Linked DNA regions of Homo sapiens: regions 2, 3 and 4 are each linked to region 1. The links are chromatin contacts, found by Hi-C or POLR2A ChIA-PET in ENCODE. All regions are on one chromosome and are shown on one strand. Each heading gives the region's core, a stretch centred on a gene start or an enhancer-like site at or near the end of the contact. The rest is flanking DNA. Distances are from core to core; before and after follow the strand shown. Region 1 holds the start of SPATS2 (spermatogenesis associated serine rich 2). Region 2 overlaps FMNL3 (formin like 3). Region 3 overlaps DHH (desert hedgehog signaling molecule). Region 4 overlaps PRPF40B (pre-mRNA processing factor 40B).

Region 1 (2,774 bases), core at 74-2,573:
GTCATTACAATTTCAAAATCGGCAATTTTCTATCTAGTACAATCACAAATTTGGTCTGGAAATCCAAATATTAAGGAAATGCAAACATCATAATCAATATTCCCAAATCACCTTAATTGAAACTGGAAGGTATGAGGCAGCCTATTTGAAGTTAACATCAAGAAATAATTTAAGGCAGAACCCCAACTCTCTCCCACAAACACAAAACCAGTAGCAGATGGCACAAGAACATTTCTCAGTGAGAAATTGCAATTCTAACAAAGTACAGGTAACTTAATTTTATCCATCACCTTTTGGTCAAACTGAAAACAAACAACCAAGCTTTTGGTTCTCTCCAAAACACTGAAATCTGCATTATCACTGACCTAACTTAAAGCAAGATATTTTTGGTGATCTGTCCTCTCCTGCTTCATTAACCGTAGGTAAATTAGGAACAGTAGCCTGCTAAACAGAGGGGAAGTAAATATCACAGGCATGTTTTATCAATAAAATGGACAAGCGATAATCAAATTATTTAAAGAACGGCTTGTACTCCTTAACAGAGGGACAAGCTTGAGAAAGATCCACTTTCTAAAAGAACCTAATCATTCTGGATGAATTATGAGAAAAATATCACTGTAGTCCAAAACTGACTGAATCTACCTTTCTGCTTTAATCCAAGTCCTAACCACATCTATTTTATGTCTCTGCGTCTGTTCGCCTGATTTTCCATTTCGTCTCCCCCTTCAATTCCAAGAACGCCCTTCTCTCCCTTATTTTCAAATCTCATTATTGCCCCCGAATGCTAAGGACCTCGCACAGCCACGGAGGTGACCTTACGCATCCCTACTGCATTCCTAATTCATTGTACTTCTCATCCCAAATGATCCTATTCTTTCGTTCTATCTCGCTCGTTGTTTCTTAAAATCCAATACCCCACACACGCTCACGCCAGAGTCCCCCCCACACTCCATTGTTTCCCCGGCCTATCCGTCTGGAAACTCCCCAACTCCGACGCGGGTGTTTCACCCGCCCCACAGACCCCAGGAACCTTCCACCCTCTGGGCACTTCGGGCCTCTAAGGGCTCACATCCCCCTCCTTCCCGTCCCCCCGCCCCCAACTACCCCCTCCCTCTTTTTCCTCCCTCAACCCGCTCCCCGCACCTCGGCGCCCTCTGAGCCCCCGCCAACCCCGCCACCCAGCACCCTTAGCCTCACCTAGCCCAGGCCCCCGCAATCGCCTCGTCGCCCCAGCTCCGGGCTCCGCGTCCCGGACGCTCCCGGGTCTGAGAAGAGGAAAGGAGATCCTCCACCTCCCCTTCTAGAGCCACCGCCGCCGTCGCCGCCGCGCTCCTCCCCCAGCTCTCTCAGAGCCGGACGCCGCCCCGCCCCCACCGCCGCCTCCCCACTTCTCTCCTGGGCCGGACTGCAGGATGCTGCCGGAGATCCAGCAGATCACCCCGACCCTCGCCCAGGCAGCGGCTCGCCCCGCCCCGGAGCCCTCTCGGGCGCGTGCGCGCCAGCCAGCCAGCCAGAGCTCAGGGCGCGTACTCGCGCCGGCGCGAATCCGGCGCGCCAAGCTCGAGGCTGTGGCAGCCAACGGGTGCGCGAGCGCGGCTCGAGCGGCGAGACGGCCCGCGCACCGGAGACCGAGAAGATCGGGGAGAGGCGCGGGGCGGCGAGAGGCGGGCTCCGACCAGTCGGGTTACCGCTCTTCTCGGGGCCCGGTCCCTCGCGTCTCGCACCGTCCGCAGGCTCGCGCGCCACCGGAGACTGGGAATTACCGGGGAAAGGAAGAGACTCGGGGAGAGGGTTGGGGACAAAGTAGATGGAAGGGGAAAACGGGTGGGACGCGAGCTCGCGTCCGCGTGCAGCACAGCTCGTACCCGGCGGCATCGGTTAGGGACCCGGCGCGCGCCGGGAACGGAGGGCCCGAGCTGAACTGACGGAAAGAGCCGAAACTCCCCCGGAGGTGGCCGAACGCGGGCGCCGCTAGGGGAGTCGAGCGCGGGGCTTTTGCTCAATGTCCGGGTTGGGAAGCTTTTTCTCTGGCCGCCGGGTACAGCGCCGCTCACTCTTCCGTACCGAGGACTTCACACCGCTTTCCCCTTCGCCTCCTTCCCGACCCAAGTTTTGTTCCAAAAGGCAATTTCAGAGTCGCCAACGACGGGAAACGCTGGGGCCTCCGGACCGCGCGGTCGCTCTGCCTCCTGAGAGAGCGCAGAGGCCGGTGGGGGCGCGGGAAGAATGACCTCGGGATCGTCAGTCGGGTTTCTGATCTACCCAGCTGTCAGCATAGCCCCTCTACGCGGCGGTGGTCGGTCCCGCCGCCCTTCGAATCTTTTCTGTTAAATACTCTCTTCGACGCCAGACTCCCAACCTCCCTGGTGCTGGAACTAACTAGTATTTGTGCACCCTTTCTGCATGCATAAAGCACTTACCTCAGTGTCGACTGGTCAGGGGTCTATTAAGAGGGGCCAGAGGGATTTAGACAGTCAGCATTGAAAATATTTATTAGAATCTGGGGCCGGGCGCGGTGGCTCACGTCTGTAATCCCAGCACTTCTGAGAGGCCGAGGCGGGCGGATGACTTGAGGTCAGGAGTTCGAGACCAGCCTGGCTAACATAGTGAAACCCCGTCTCTACAAAAAATACAAAAATTAGCCGGATGTGGTGGCACACGCCTGTAATCTCAGCTACTCGGGAGGCTGAGGCAGGAGAATAACCTGAACCCAGGAGTCGGAGGTTGCAGTGAGCCGGGATTGCACCACTGCACTCCACCCTCCATCTCAAAAA
Region 2 (2,774 bases), core at 151-2,650, 300 kb before region 1:
CTTAGTACCCCTGTGTGTGAGGGCAAGAAGGACACCGATGGCAACCCTGAGTGCTACCTGCCACCCTGAGCCCCCTACCACTCCGCATTCCTCCATAGGTCCCTTCTGTCCCTCTCAGCCCTTCTGTCTTCTTTTTGTTTATTTGTTTTTTAAGACAGGGTCTTGCTCTGTTGCCCAGGATAAAGTACAGTGACATGATCATGACTCACTGCAGCCTCAACTTCCAGGGCTCAAGTGATCCTCCTATCCCAGCCTCCCAAGTAGCTGGGAGCACAGGCACACACCCATGCCTGGCCATTTTATTTTATTTATTTATTTATATTTTGAGATGGAGTCTAGCTCTGTCGCCCAGGCGCCATCTTGGCTCACTGCAACCTCTGCCTCCCAGGCTCAAGCCATTCTGCCTCTGCCTTCCGAATAGCTGGGACTACAGGCGTGTACCACCACGCCCAGCTAATTTTTGTATTTTTAGTAGAGATGAGGTTTCACCATGTTGGTCAGGCGGTCTCAAACTCATGGGCTCAAGTGATCTGCCTGTCTTGGCCTTTCAAAGTGCTGGGATTACAGATGTGAGCCACCGTGCCTGGCCTGCCTGGCCACTTAAAAAAAAAAATTTAGTAGAGATAGTTGCCTAGGCTGGTCTTGAACTCCTAGGCTCAAGTGATCCTCCTTGAGGATCCCAAAGTGGAGCCACTAGTACCTAGCCTTGTTTTCTTGATTAAGTCTTGCTGTAGTCATCTGAGGATAGGGGTGTGCTTTTATTGGGAGAAGGCCACAGAGCAGTTTATGATAGTCCCTGCTGCCTGCCCCCTCTACCTGGTGCCTGCCCCTCTGGCTGCTGGCCAGGAGCTATGTCCAAAGCAGCGTGGTTCCCAGGCCTGGGGCCTCTTGGCAGTTGGCACACAAGTTAGAGGTCCTGGACCTGGTCCTTTGTTCCCAGGGAATAGCTCAGTGCCTGGCATTTTAGGCATGCCTGCCATCTGAACTGCGGCTTCTCTGGGTAGAGTTATGTGGAAGGACCAAGATCCTTCCTGGATTTCTGGGCAGGAAGAGTTTGTCAGATTGTGGGTGCTTCAGGGTGGCAGGAACCCAGGGCAAGGTGGGGAGAGGAGGATCCTGCTTTGGTCACAGCCTGATCAGCCCCAGGGCTTGCAGAAGTTGGGTGTGCAGGAGCAGCAGATGGGAACTCAGGTTCTGGAGAGGGATAGGCTGGGAAGTGGGATTCCAGAGCCTCTCCAGCTCCTCTTTCCCTGGTTTGTATTGGTTTCTGTGCCTTGCCTAAGCACCCTTTAACCTCTCCTCAAAGTGTCAAGATCCCGAAATAGCAGTATAGACTCAGACAGGAAATGAGAAGGGGGTGGGGAGCTGGAGAGCAGACAGACAGGAAACGGGAGGCCTGTTGGCCCCCAGAGAGGAAGCTAACTTCAGGCAGCTCCGGTGTCAGTCAGCTTCAGCCAGAGCCTGCTGCCTAATCTCAGCTGGGCCTGGTGTTGTAGCTCCAGAGTCTCTCTGTAGTTTGGGGTGTGGCTGGCCAACATGGCACTGGTTTTCCAGCTGTTGGGGAGAAAGGCCCCGCAGGGCAGTTTGGGAGGAGCTTTCCTATAAAGACCCCCAGAAATTCTGAAGGAGTAGAGCACTCTAGATTAGGGTTTCATCCTGAGCGTTTTATGTTTCTGCTATGGAATGAACCTGTCATATAACAGTTCCCTAGATTTGCCCTTGACTTTCATTCCAGGAATATCTCAGCCCAAAAGAACTGAAAGCAGAAGGGAAAATAATGCCCTGGGATATGGTCCTTAGGTGCTTTGTTGTCTACCTTCCTGGCTGAGGGGGACCCACGTACTCAGGTTGACTCTGAGTGGTCATAGACATCCTGGAGTTCCTTGAGTTCCTGTTCATCTCCCATGCTTTTTCTGGTTCTGCCAAACTCAACATGACTAAATACAGAACTTCTATACATCTCTGCTCACTGCTTTCTAAAACTCCTCTCCTTAAACTTAGTAGAGAGTGCTTTGCCCCAGGATGCCTCTGTTCCAGAGCTCTCCTTGACCCTTCCTGCTGGGGTCTTGACTGAGGCTTCAGTCAAGTTGGAGACTTGCTGGCTTCGGTCAAGCACAACTCTGCACACGGGCCTGTAGTAAATGCTCTTGATGCTTCCTAAATTCTTCCAACAAACACTGAGCAAGGACATGTGGAGGGATGCAGAAAATAATTGAGCCAGGGTCTGGCCCTTAAGGAGGGAGTACCTGAGAGCTTGTTTGTCTGAAGCACCTTCACGATAAAGCAAGTGGCATTAGAAGGGCCTGAACTTTCCCCATCCCTGACTTCCCTGCCTAGGGGAAGTCCATGACCGTGGATGGGTCTGTCATGGGTTTTGATCTTCAGAATTTTCTTAGCCTGGTGCTGGGTTCCAGGAGGAGGAGGTGTTGGGTCAGAGGCATGTCACCCCCCTCATCCTTGACCCACTTTTAGCAGACCCCTTCCACTGTGTTTCCTTTATCTGCAGGTGGGTGCGGGAATTTCTGAATGATGAAAACAAAGGCCTGGATGTACTGGTGGATTACCTGTCCTTTGCCCAGTGTTCTGTCATGTGAGTACCACCCCGGGGCTGAAGTTGGGGACCAGTTGGGGGAGGACATAGTTCCATTCTACTTTGATAAGGAAGGGTGAGAGTTCAACAATGAAGATGGAAATGGGAATCCTGGACAGGAAGGAGTAGCCCAAGCAGTGGTGTGGAAGTAGGCAGGCAAGCCCGGAGATGTCTGGGGATCAGT
Region 3 (2,774 bases), core at 190-2,689, 280 kb after region 1:
CCGACTGGAAGGGAGGGAGAGGGAGGGGGAGGGAGAAAATGGGGCTATGCCTGGCTTAGGGGCAACCTCGTACTGAGAGGAGGTGATACCGGGTCCTAGGTAGGTAGGGCTGATGGTGCGCACTCCTTAAAGAGGACTATTTAGCCTCTCCCCCAGTGCTTCAGCCCCACCCGATAATTTTATTTTATTTCTTATTTATAAATTGTAATATAATGATTCCCTTGCCCAGCTTGCCAAGGTGAGGGGCTGGGGCATGGCATTAACACTGTCTGACACAGCCAGCCAGTCTGACATCTGACGTTTTCCTGCAAGGTGGGCTAATAAAGGGAAGGCTTTCAGGAGCTTACTGGAAAACACTTCCATTCAGAGGGTGATTCACCTCCAGAGAGGGGGATAAAGGTGGCCAACCTGAGTTAACAGCTTACTTCCGGCTCCCCCTCCTTCCTCAGCAGGGTCTTTGGGACCCTTTTCCTCCCTTCAGAAGGGGCATCCCAACCCATAAGCAACAGAGCCCACAAGAGTCGTACCCTTTTCCAGGCTGCTGTTTCCGTCTCCCATCCAGAGAGGACCAGCATTTCGCTCCTGCGGCTGAAGGGTCCAGGGTTGTCCCAGGTGGGAAAGACTGTGCACACCTCTTCTCTGTTTATAGGGGCTCCAGCAGGGGCTCAGGCCCCTATGAGTACTGATACTCAAAGCATCTAGTCCCCTATTGTTAGCCAGTAGTCCTGGTCCCCATCCTACCTTGGTGGCAGGGCCTGGATGGGGTGGATGTTTTTTCTGATATGCCACTGGGCCAACTGATGATCCATGGGAAACCTGGGTAATAATTTGCAATCGTCGCATAGTCATGGCCTGAAAAAGGAAGGGGGGCACAGTAAGAGGCTGGAATATTTCCTTACTGAAGGGCTGCTCAGAGAGAGAGAATGGATTCAGCCTGGGTGTATGTGGGGGAAGTAGATTCCCTAAACAAGGGCATATCAGCATTACAACCCGAGCTCCCCTCCTGATCGCTGGCCCTGATTGTTGTTTCTACTGGCTTGGTCTTCAGCGCCTCCTCCTCCCTCTCCCATTATCACCAGCTCTACTTCCCTAGCCTGGGTGTTTTTGGAACCTTTAGGTTCCAACGCAGTAGACACCTGGAATCCAGGCAGGCAGGTGCCCCTGAGTTAGGAATGGAAGCTCTGGAGGAAGCTGGGCTGCTCCAGAAGGGAAGTGTCTTGGGTGGAGGTGAGGCGGGGAGGAGGAAATAGTCGGGGGTTGTTGGTACCACCCGGAGCTCGCCCTTGCCAGTAGCCGCTGTGCGCTCCCATCGCACAGGGTCCCTGCTATACACCGCCCTCTGGTGGCCTTCAAGAGAATTCTAGGCCTATGCATATGGTTCTCTGAAACGGAAGGCAAGCGGTCTCAGACATGGAAGGGTGTACTGGACCTGCGCAAAGGAGCCCGCTCCCAGGAGGGAGAGATGATGGGTGGGCCTTGTTAAGCTGCCAGCGCTGAGTCACACATATCAGGAGCTGTCAAGGAGTCCACCTGCTTCTCCTTGGGCAAGTCGTTCCAAACCATGGCACTTTTACATCACTCCTGCCTAGTTTAGCTCTGTGGTTCCTGGAAGCTGCAGATGCCCTACTAGTATACCTGTAGTAGCCCAGACTTCCTTATGTATCAAAGTTGCCGCCTCATGTCCCTCACCCTCATGACCCTTGAGTTCAATTGTCAAGGAGGTGAAAGCATAATAGGGTTCCAGGTAGTGCTTGATAAAGGCAATATTTGGAAGCAGGTCAAGTTTACCTTTGGTGTCCTTCCACCCACTGCTGCCCTCAACCCACACTGAGGCTCTGTTGCCACCTTTGTTTTTCCGGGTCTCAGAAACACATCCCAAGCTGTGGACCTTTCCTACTTTCTAAACCTGCCCTTGTCTCTTTTTATCAGATCTGGTGCCTTCCTGTCATGTCACCACAGGTGATGACTAATCCGATAAATGAATTAGTTGTCCTATGTTGATGGGCTCCTTGGTTTTACTGCCCTTCCCAGGTAATCAGGTAATGCATATATATATACATGTATTTTTTAAAGAGACAGGATCTCGCTCTGTTGCCCACGCTGGAGTGCAGTGGTGTGACCTTGGTCCCCTGTAGCTTCAACCTCCTGGGCTCAAGCAATCCTCCCACCTCAGCCTCTCAAGTAGCTGGGACTACAGGTGCATGCCGCTATGCCTGGCTAATGTTTGTATTTTCTGTAGAGACAGAGTCTTGCTACGTTGCCCAGGCTGGTCTTGAACTCCTGGGCTCCCGCCTTTGCCCCACAAAGTGCTGGAATTACAGGTGTGAGCCCCTGTGCCCAGCAGTAATACATATATCTTACAGTTTTAACCTTTAACCATAAAATCATAATGGTGATGATTCCTAGCACTGTAATAAGTTAGCTAGGGAGATATTTCAGGACAAGGAGAACTCATTGGTTTCCCTTAAACTACATCCTGTAAGTAACTTTCTAGGCTTGAGGCTTACCTCTCAACCCTCACTTCCTCCCTTTATTATCTTTATTCCTTTGAGGCCCCTCCTAACTCTCAAAAAAAAAAAAAATCCATGACTTGCCTTCAAGCGGCAATGCGCACCATCTTGGTGCAGCAGGTGGGCATATTCACTTGGCCATGCAACACCTCCCAATTGCAGCACCTTTCACCATCAACAAAATAGGCGATGATGATTTGGCTTAGAAGCCAGCTAGATCTGGGGATAATGATACCTCCGTGACAGGATGGTTGAGAAGGATTG
Region 4 (2,774 bases), core at 162-2,661, 280 kb before region 1:
AGTGGCCTCTAGTCACCCCAACCTGATCCTCTGAAATGCAAAGCCCAGCAATCTCCCCAACCAGCAATTTCCCCAACTGGGTACCCCTCAAGCCTTATCTAAGCCTCCTGTTTATCTGCCTCACTGCTGGCTCCTCCCTGGCCCTACCTGTGGGGCTGCTCTTGAGGGCACTGTCCTGGCTCACCCTCCCATCCTGTTCACAGGTCTCTCTCTTCCCCCACAGGCCTCCACTGCCAGCCTATGGTTGTTCGCCACCAAGCCAGGAGTGCTGCACCGCCCAGTGGTCCCCCTCGGGCTCCAGGCCCCCACTGAGACCCTCTCGGAGGCAGAAGCACTTCACCCCTCAGAGTCCTACAAGTCCAACCAGTGGACCTGGAATTGGCCAAGGGCTCAGGAGAGGGCTGTGTTGCTCTCTCAACCATGTCCGCCCCAGCTCTTGAGGCTGGATCTTTCTACTTGTGCCACTATGGGCACTAGGTCTGTAGGTCCCTGGTGCTTCCAGTACTGCACTTTGCCCCCAAGGTCTTTGACTTCATTTCCTGAAGGGTCACCAAGGGTCAGCTCAGGGCTAGGAAAAACCATTTCCAGCCTTAGCCTAAACAGGGCACATAGATCTCTCCCACTAGAGCCCAGAGGGATGAGAGGAGAGAGCAACTGTTCTTTCTTTTTTTTTCCCTTCCTTTTTGCAGGCCCATGGTCAGCTCTGGTCTAGATGTATCTAGGCTTAGGGAGCCCTGGGACCCTGCCAGTCTCAGTTCATCTCTTACCAGGAGCAAGGCCCTCTGAAGCATGGGCCGTGCCAGCTGTGCCCTAGTGATAAGGGTAAGAGGAGAGATGTCAGGCTCACTGCCCTTATTTCTCTGCCCATTTCATTCTAGGCTCACACTGTCCTTGTCAAGGTGGGCAGAAGAGCAGAGGTCTTCTCTGCACCAACCACTCTCTGCAGATGGCTGGAGAAAGGGTGTGCCAACTCTTCACCTTCTTTCCTCAGCTACGGTTTTTTTTTTTTTTTTTTTTTTTTTGGCAGGGGACAAGGAGCATGGTGGTCTTGGCTATTTGCTTACCTTCCCGTTTCTCCTCTGCCCCTGGAAGGGAATGTGGGGGCCCACTTTTTTGTACATGTACCACCTCCCTTTCCTCTTACTGTACATAAACCTCAGACTCTCCCCCTCTCAACAAAGGCTTGATGCACCAGGCCTGACTTTGTCTCCTCTTTCTGAGCTTAGGGGGCTAGGGTGGCCATTTAGTCTGACCTGGGCTATGGGGATAGAAAAGAAATCTTTGGGGCACTGCATCTGTTTTGGAGGAGATGAGATCAGAACTCTGGGGAAAGGAGAACCGGCTAGGTGGGCTCTAGCCACACAAAGGGAAGCAGGCCTGCCATGAGACACTAGTGCCCTCTGCTGGGCATGTGTCCAGTCCCCAGCCTGCCCCAGTAGCACATGGAAAAGAGTCACTGGCCATGTTATAAATATTGTTATTTAAAAAACAAAAAACAAAACACACGTACATTAGGTCCTGGGTGGAGGAAGAAGTGGTGGAGCCTCAGGGCCAGGGCAGGCAGGAGCAGGCACTGATGCTAGAGGGTGATGACCCTGCCCTCTGCCACCCAGGCTGCGTCCAACAGCCTGTGACTCTTCCCTGGAGACCCCTTCTCTCACACTTTTATCTACTGGCATCACCCACCCCACATGGCATATACCACCCATCTCTGGTCTGGGGCTGAGGGCAAGGACTGCACTAGTCCAGGGAGTAGGGGACCCTTGAACACCAAGAGCAACCTTGAGAGGTGCCAACAATGGTGTGCTGGGGGTGGGGTTACTTTAGAAAAAGTGGACACAGACCAGACTAAGGAAGAAGTCTGAGGCAGACGGTGAGGGTGGCCCAGGAGCCATGGCCTCACACAGACCCGAGGCAGAGAACAGCTCATTGGGTCACTGGTGATCATCCAGCTGCTGTAGGAGTGTCCGCCGCCGCCTCTCCAGCTCACCCTCACTCAGCTCACTTTCTGACGTGTCCCAGCCTGTCTGTTGGAGCAAAGGCACAGTTCACCCTTAGCCTGCACTAAGGGCCGTGGAAGCTTGACCAGCGTGCTGACTGGCCTAGGGCCCCTGCCCCTCACCTTCTCCTTCTTGATTCCAAAGCCTGGGGAACGGTTAGGGAGCTCTGCCTGTTGGAGCTCCCTGTCCTTGTCCTGTTCTTGTTCTTTCTCATCGCTCTCCTTGCCAGCTTTCTCCTCAGGGTCTGTCTCACTCTCAGGACTATTCTGTAAGAGTCCAGAGCCCACCTCCTCAGTTCCTGTGGATAGCCTGGGAGGCAGGTAGAACAGAACTCACAAAATAGCAGGGGCTTAGGTAGAAGTTCCTTCACTCACCGACTTGTGTCTTCTCTTCTTAGTTTTCTTTTTTGGTTTCTTGGCTTTCCGAAGGCCATGATCTAGAGATAGAAAAATCCCTACTAAGTCCCAACAGGAGAAAGACAGGCTCTTTTTCTTTGTTCTAGCCCCTCTGTTCATTCTTCACAGGCAGGAACCTCATGCTCTGAGGAAGTCTAAGTCCAGTTTTCCTTCTCCAGCTTCTTGCTTGGGCAGGTAGAGGAAGTTCTTTCTACTTCCACAGGTGCAGCCCTCCCAATCCAGTCTACCCTCAAAGGAGCTGGGGCTTGTGGAGGGCATCCTCTCAGTCTGGGACAACAGTTCTCCAGCTTCTACGCTCACAGCAACTGCTTACCTGCTCCAAGAAGATGGGAGGAAGGGGAGCCCCGTCCTCCAAGGG

What was found. Hi-C counts contacts between places; a loop is a spot of excess contacts on that map. ChIA-PET counts read pairs that join two places held with the same protein, here RNA polymerase II (POLR2A). Pooled maps may share reads with other maps.
Region 2: a pooled map shows a loop between it and region 1 (6-fold over the local background). The contact joins the enhancer-like site here to the promoter of SPATS2 in region 1. A Hi-C loop is called at or near these places in 1 of 37 single-sample maps with no recorded cell type and 6 of 50 pooled maps. POLR2A ChIA-PET finds 5 or more read pairs at or near these places in 4 of 52 experiments (CD4-positive, alpha-beta T cell, CD4-positive, alpha-beta memory T cell, activated CD4-positive, alpha-beta T cell and 1 more).
Region 3: a loop to region 1 is called in a pooled map, with 2.6 times the contacts of the local background. The contact joins the enhancer-like site here to the promoter of SPATS2 in region 1. A Hi-C loop is called at or near these places in 8 of 50 pooled maps. POLR2A ChIA-PET finds 5 or more read pairs at or near these places in 2 of 52 experiments (activated CD4-positive, alpha-beta T cell and activated CD4-positive, alpha-beta memory T cell).
Region 4: a loop to region 1 is called in a pooled map, with 2.1 times the contacts of the local background. The contact joins the enhancer-like site here to the promoter of SPATS2 in region 1. A Hi-C loop is called at or near these places in 6 of 50 pooled maps. POLR2A ChIA-PET finds 5 or more read pairs at or near these places in 6 of 52 experiments (Caco-2, GM10248, HCT116 and 3 more).

What each region holds. Positions count from the first base shown.
Region 1 is chr12:49,366,011-49,368,784 of GRCh38, reverse strand. It overlaps SPATS2 (spermatogenesis associated serine rich 2), which reads right to left and starts at 1,323. Exons shown (of 14, transcript NM_023071.4): 1 at 1,198-1,323. RefSeq lists silencers at 1,044-1,113, 1,144-1,193, 1,214-1,693 and an enhancer at 1,984-2,243.
Region 2 is chr12:49,661,782-49,664,555 of GRCh38, reverse strand. It overlaps FMNL3 (formin like 3), which reads left to right. Exons shown (of 26, transcript NM_175736.5): 5 at 2,507-2,590. Among named protein-coding and RNA genes, the nearest start is that of PRPF40B, 40 kb to the right of the region's middle. RefSeq lists enhancers at 997-1,156, 730-1,668. Within about 2 kb of position 1,400, at least 32 of the 41 ENCODE cell types and tissues checked have a DNase peak (open chromatin) inside an H3K27ac peak, as active enhancers do; they include CD4-positive, alpha-beta T cell, where a contact is called at or near this core.
Region 3 is chr12:49,087,001-49,089,774 of GRCh38, reverse strand. It overlaps DHH (desert hedgehog signaling molecule), which reads left to right. Exons shown (of 3, transcript NM_021044.4): 3 at 1-2,774. Among named protein-coding and RNA genes, the nearest start is that of DHH-AS1, 3.7 kb to the left of the region's middle. RefSeq lists enhancers at 1,474-1,523, 1,564-1,633. Within about 2 kb of position 1,439, at least 2 of the 41 ENCODE cell types and tissues checked have a DNase peak (open chromatin) inside an H3K27ac peak, as active enhancers do.
Region 4 is chr12:49,643,353-49,646,126 of GRCh38, reverse strand. It overlaps PRPF40B (pre-mRNA processing factor 40B), which reads right to left. Exons shown (of 26, transcript NM_001031698.3): 23 at 2,730-2,774; 24 at 2,375-2,436; 25 at 2,123-2,266; 26 at 1,462-2,027. The coding sequence ends at 1,935. FMNL3 (formin like 3) reads left to right here. Exons shown (of 26, transcript NM_175736.5): 26 at 224-2,774. The coding sequence ends at 312. Among named protein-coding and RNA genes, the nearest start is that of PRPF40B, 21 kb to the right of the region's middle. Within about 2 kb of position 1,411, at least 11 of the 41 ENCODE cell types and tissues checked have a DNase peak (open chromatin) inside an H3K27ac peak, as active enhancers do.